Linked DNA regions of Homo sapiens: region 2 is linked to region 1. The links are chromatin loops, found by intact Hi-C in ENCODE. Cell type or tissue: OCI-LY7. All regions are shown on one strand. Region 1 overlaps LINC02663 (long intergenic non-protein coding RNA 2663). Region 2 overlaps LINC02663 (long intergenic non-protein coding RNA 2663).

Region 1 (2,500 bases):
ATAATATATAAAAGTCCTAGACCACTACATGGGAAACAGGAAACATAATTTGTAAAATGAGAAGACATTTGAACAAGCCTGTGACAAAAAGAAAATTCAATTACCATTAGCATTGCAAAGAGTTTTTAGTTATCACTAAAATGCAAATTTTAGAAACCTCTTATGCAGAAGAATGGGCTGAGTGTAAAAATAAATAAACATAAAAAACCTCAGTAAGAGACAATTAAATAAATGAAAGAATGATATAAATTAATTAAACACAAATACATGCATACACACAATCACAGTACCAAGCTTTCTGAAGATTCTGAAATGCTTAGAAATATCCAATACCGACTATGGTGTATCTCCTTCACTTTAACCTTCTTTTGCTTTTCTCAATTAAGTTGTTAAATTTTCTATTTAATGTCTTACACAACTTTTGTTAGATTTGTGCCTAAGTAATTTATGTTTGCATGGTAATGCAAATGGTATATCTGCTTATATATTTAGAACAATAATAGTAAAATTATAAATGTACATTTGCTATGATCCAACAATTTTACTTCTGGGTATGTACCGTAAGAAGTACTTGGACATGTGAACACATGTACAACACATTCAATGCAACAATTGCTGGAAACAACCCTAATATACAATAGCGATAAAGTAGCTAAATGTAGTATATGTATACATGGAATCCTATTCGTCTATGAAAATGAATTAAATATATCTAAAAGTAGCAAAAGAAATACGTTCTAAAAATATATTACTGAGTCCAAAGAAGTAAGTCAAAAAAATAATTTCTCCATTTATACAGATAGAGTTCGAAAATAGGCAATATTGAATTATATTATTTAAGGATATATGCAGAGGTTTAAAAACTCTCGAAAAATAAAGGAAGGGGTCCCAAAAATCAATATAGTATTTGTCTCTAGTAGAGAGACAAGAAATGTAGACTAAGAGGGCCACAGGAGAGGGTATTTGGGGCCTTGGGTTGTACCACTTCTTGCTCTGACTGGTGGTTACGTGAGTATCTGCTTTATAAGTCTTATTTAAACTATATATACATGTCTGAATATATGATATATATGATACATCTTACAGTGAAAAATTCTCAGCATGAGGTAGCTAATAGCATACATATATATCATCAAGTTTTATAACTGAGGTGCCTTTGCATTATGCTTTACAAAGTGTTGTTCTGAAAACACCTTATGAAATTTAAATGCAGACACGATGATGATAAAGTTGTGCAGTAGCTGACCTAGCTCTCTTTTTAACCCCCTTTTCTATCCCTTTAGATATGAAACCTATGATTAAATATAACAGAATAATGGGCTGTGTGACACACACAGGAAACAAACATCTCTATGAGCTCTATTTCATTTCCTCTTTTTAGCAAAATGATTATTTAGTGTGAAAATTAAACAAGTGCTGGAGGGTGATAAACCTGAAAGTTCTGGGTATATAAAACTCACATTTTCTCAGTCTTGGATTGCTTTATCGGGGGTGTGTTTAACGTTCCTGCTTGAAAAAAATGAGTGGATAGAAGGCTGTGTTATTCTCAGAAGGGTCCATCAATATTATATAGAGACAGGTGGGACCCACTAATAAGATTGAAGACAGTTAACTACAACTAAAATCATCTCAATCCTCCTCACATAAATCCTGAACATTTCATTTTTTTACTTTTTCTATTTTTGTTTGTTTGTTTGTTTGAGACAGAGTCTCGCTCTGTCGCCCAGGCTGGAGTGCAGTGGCTTGATCTCCGCTCACTGCAAGCTCCGCCTCCCAGGTTCGGGTCATTCTCCTGCCTCAGCCTCCTGAGTAGCTGAGATCACAGGCACCCGCTACCACACCCGGCTAGTTTTTTGTATTTTTAGTAGAGACTGGGTTTCACCGTGTTAGCCAGGATGGTCTCGATCTCCTGACCTCATGATCCGCCCACCTCAGCCTCCCAAAGTGCTGGGATTACAGGTGTGAGCCACTGCGCCCAGCTCATTTTTTTACTTTTTCTAAGCAATCACAATTTAGAGGTGATGTTCGTTTTTTTCTCTCTTTCTTTTTCTTTTTCTTTTCTTTCTTTTTATTTGACAGAGTCTCACTCTGTCACACAGGCTGGAGTGCAGTGGCGCATTTCCATTCACTACAACCTCTGCCTCCTGGGTTCAAGCGATTCTCCTGCCTCAGCCTCTGGAGTAGCTGGGATTACAGGTGCACTCCATCATGCCTGGCTAATTTTTGTATTTTCAGTAGAGATGGGGTTTCACCATGTTGGTCAGGCTGGTCTCGAACTCCTGACCTCAGGTGATCTGCCTGCCTTGGCCTCCCAAAGTGCTAGGATTATAGGCATGAGCCACCGTGCCTGATGGCAAGAGATGATGTTCTTAATTGGTTCTATGCCTCTTATTTCATCTATCACTTCCTATTTCATCCTCAGTCACTGAATTTGCTGACAATGAGTGGATCGATCTGCTTTCTATTCACGTTCTTAATTCTCAGAACCAATCTAAAACTG
Region 2 (2,500 bases), 170 kb before region 1:
GCTGTGGAATTTATCCTGCATGTGTATACCTTTGCACAAGCTGATTGTGGAACAGACCATTGCTCTTTGCCTTTGCTTTCCAGTTTAGTTACTTTGTTTTCTTTCTTTGTTTTCTTTTTTTTTTCTTTTTTTTTTTTTTTTGAGACAGAGTCTTGCTCTGTCATCCAGGCTGGAGTGTTGGCCAGGCTGGTCTCGATCTCCTGAGCTCAAGTGATCTGTCTGCCTCAGCAGTGGTGCCATCTCGGCTCAATGCAATCTGCGCCTCCCAGATTCAAGAGATTCTCATGCCTCAGCCTCCCAGGTAGCTGGGATTATAGGCACACACCAGCATGCCCAGCTAATTTTTCTATTTTTAGTAGATACAGGGTTTCACTATGTTGGCCAGGCTATTCTCAAAATCCTGAGCTCAAGGGATCCAGCTGCCTCAACCTTCCAAAGTGCTGGGATTACAGGCATGAGCCACTTCATCCAGCTCAGTTTAGTTTAAATTATAACTTAATTTTTTTTCTTTGCCTTGTGGTTTAGTTACAGTTATAACTACTATAGATTTAACGAACTTTTAATCTTTTTAAGGCATGCTGGAGTCTTATAAAAATACTTTTGGAAAAATTGCTTCTATATTTTAACTAACACAAACACCGTCGTGATATTCCTATAATCAGTCTCACATCACCTCCCTCAGGTTGTTGGCCTCATTTTAATTCTACTTTTAAACAAAAGGTATTTGATTTCTCTTCCTCTTGGCTACCCTTTGCATAACCCCTAATTTAAAACTGCCAGTTCCTTACATTCATCACTTAAAAAGAAATGCATTATCAGGTAAGAAACTCGCTCACTATAAAAGTGCAGAAACACTTTTTGCTTCATTTTTATTACTGTGGCATGTATGTCTGATTAGTGTCCAGTACTGGTTTTTATAAAGCTCCATGAGAAACAGCACATTTTAAAAAAATTATCCAAGATATTAAACAATATGGATAACACATTTCTTACTCTCCAAATGTAAGTGTGAATCTACTTTATCTGAAAGATGACAGACTATAATTTAGCAGGTTAGTAGGTGGTCATACAGTAGTAGCATGAATGGGGAGTCATTTTTAGGACACTCGTTTTTGCACAGAAACATGGTGCGGGCCTAGGACGAAATGCATACTTTGTAGGAAAATCAAGCATTGGAAAGTACAAATCTTTGTAGCAGCCTGTTAACCTGTTTGCTGACTTCATTCTTAAACCCTACCAATCCACTGATGTTGGTGTGATCCTTGTTATGCAAATCAGGTCATGTCATTTTCCTAGTAAAAATATGCTAATAGCTGCTCACTCTACTCAAGAGAAAGTCTTTAACTGCTTATTAGTACTCTTGAGATCTGTATCATCTACTGTCCATGCCCCTCTGCTGACACTTCTATTTTCAACTACCTGTTTTTACGCCCCACCACTTGTAACCCTGCCCATGAAAGCGAAAGTGACCTATTTTCAGTATTGTTCAAACAGCTGCATGTCTCCCTTTGGGCCTTTGCATATGCTATTCTTCTTGTCTGGATCCTTCCTCCAACCTACCCTACTTTCAATCATGTTCACGTAATTGGGAGGATTGCTTGAGCCCTGGAGGTAGAGGCGTTGGTGAGCTATGAATGCACCACTGCACTCCAGCCTGAGTGAGAGAGTGAGATACTGTCTCAAAAAAAAAAAAAAAAAAAAAAAAATCCTGTCATTACCTCACATCATATCTAAAACAACTCAAAATTGGTCAAAGATCTAAATGTAAATTTTCATGACCTTGAACCAGGCAATGATTTTTTAGCAATGAACATCAAAAGCACAAAAAACAATGAAAGAAAAATATTCAGGCATGACTTCATCAAAGTTTAAACTTTTTATCCTTCAAAAGACACAATCAGTAAAGTAAAAGGCCACACAGAATGGAACAAATGTACAAATCCTTTATTAGATAAGAGACTAGATTCCAGAACATATTGAGAACTTCTACAACTCAAGGATATAATTTACAAATAAAAATTTAAAAATGACCAAAGGACTTGAGTAGACATTTCTCCAAAGATGATATACAAGTAGCTAATACACAAAAGAAAAGATGATTAAAATTATGAGTTATTAGGAAATACACATCAAAACAGCATAATTGAAATTGTAAACCTGTGGAGAAACAGATCCCTTGATACCCGTCTTCCCAGCCCCTGTAAACCACCATTCTTTTCTCTGCTTCTATGAATTTGACAATTTTAAATACTTCATATAATCAAAGCATGCAATACAGTCCTTCTGTGATGGATTTATTTACTTAGGATAATGTCCTCCAGGTTGATCCATGTTGTAACAAATGGCAGTGTTTTCTTCTTTTCAAAGCATGAATACTATTCCATTACATGTCTGTATACATCATATTTTGTTTATTCATCTGTTAATGATATTTGGGTTGTTTCCATATTTTGGCTATTGTGAACAATGCTGCAATGAGCACAGAAGTACAGACATCTCT

What was found. A loop is a pair of places that touch in the nucleus more often than their neighbours do. Peaks named below come from ENCODE experiments on the same cell type or tissue, not always from the same donor. Only the 100,000 strongest peaks of a DNase experiment are listed, where the experiment ranks them.
Region 2: a loop joins it to region 1, with 8 times the contacts of the local background. A loop is called at or near these places in 2 of 110 quality-filtered maps.

Annotation. Positions count from the first base shown.
Region 1 is chr10:9,706,068-9,708,567 of GRCh38, forward strand. All of the region lies in intron 3 of LINC02663 (long intergenic non-protein coding RNA 2663), which reads right to left. Among named protein-coding and RNA genes, the nearest start is that of LINC02663, 170 kb to the right of the region's middle. In OCI-LY7, no CTCF peak of the experiment used is centred here; DNase peaks (open chromatin) are centred at 1,324 and 1,794; H3K4me3 peaks cover 1,457 bases; H3K27ac peaks cover 2,416 bases.
Region 2 is chr10:9,534,463-9,536,962 of GRCh38, forward strand. The region is part of intron 6 of LINC02663 (long intergenic non-protein coding RNA 2663); the gene reads right to left. Among named protein-coding and RNA genes, the nearest start is that of LINC00709, 260 kb to the left of the region's middle. RefSeq lists an enhancer at 1,458-1,527. In OCI-LY7, no CTCF peak of the experiment used is centred here; a DNase peak (open chromatin) is centred at 1,499; H3K4me3 peaks cover 1,759 bases; H3K27ac peaks cover 2,343 bases.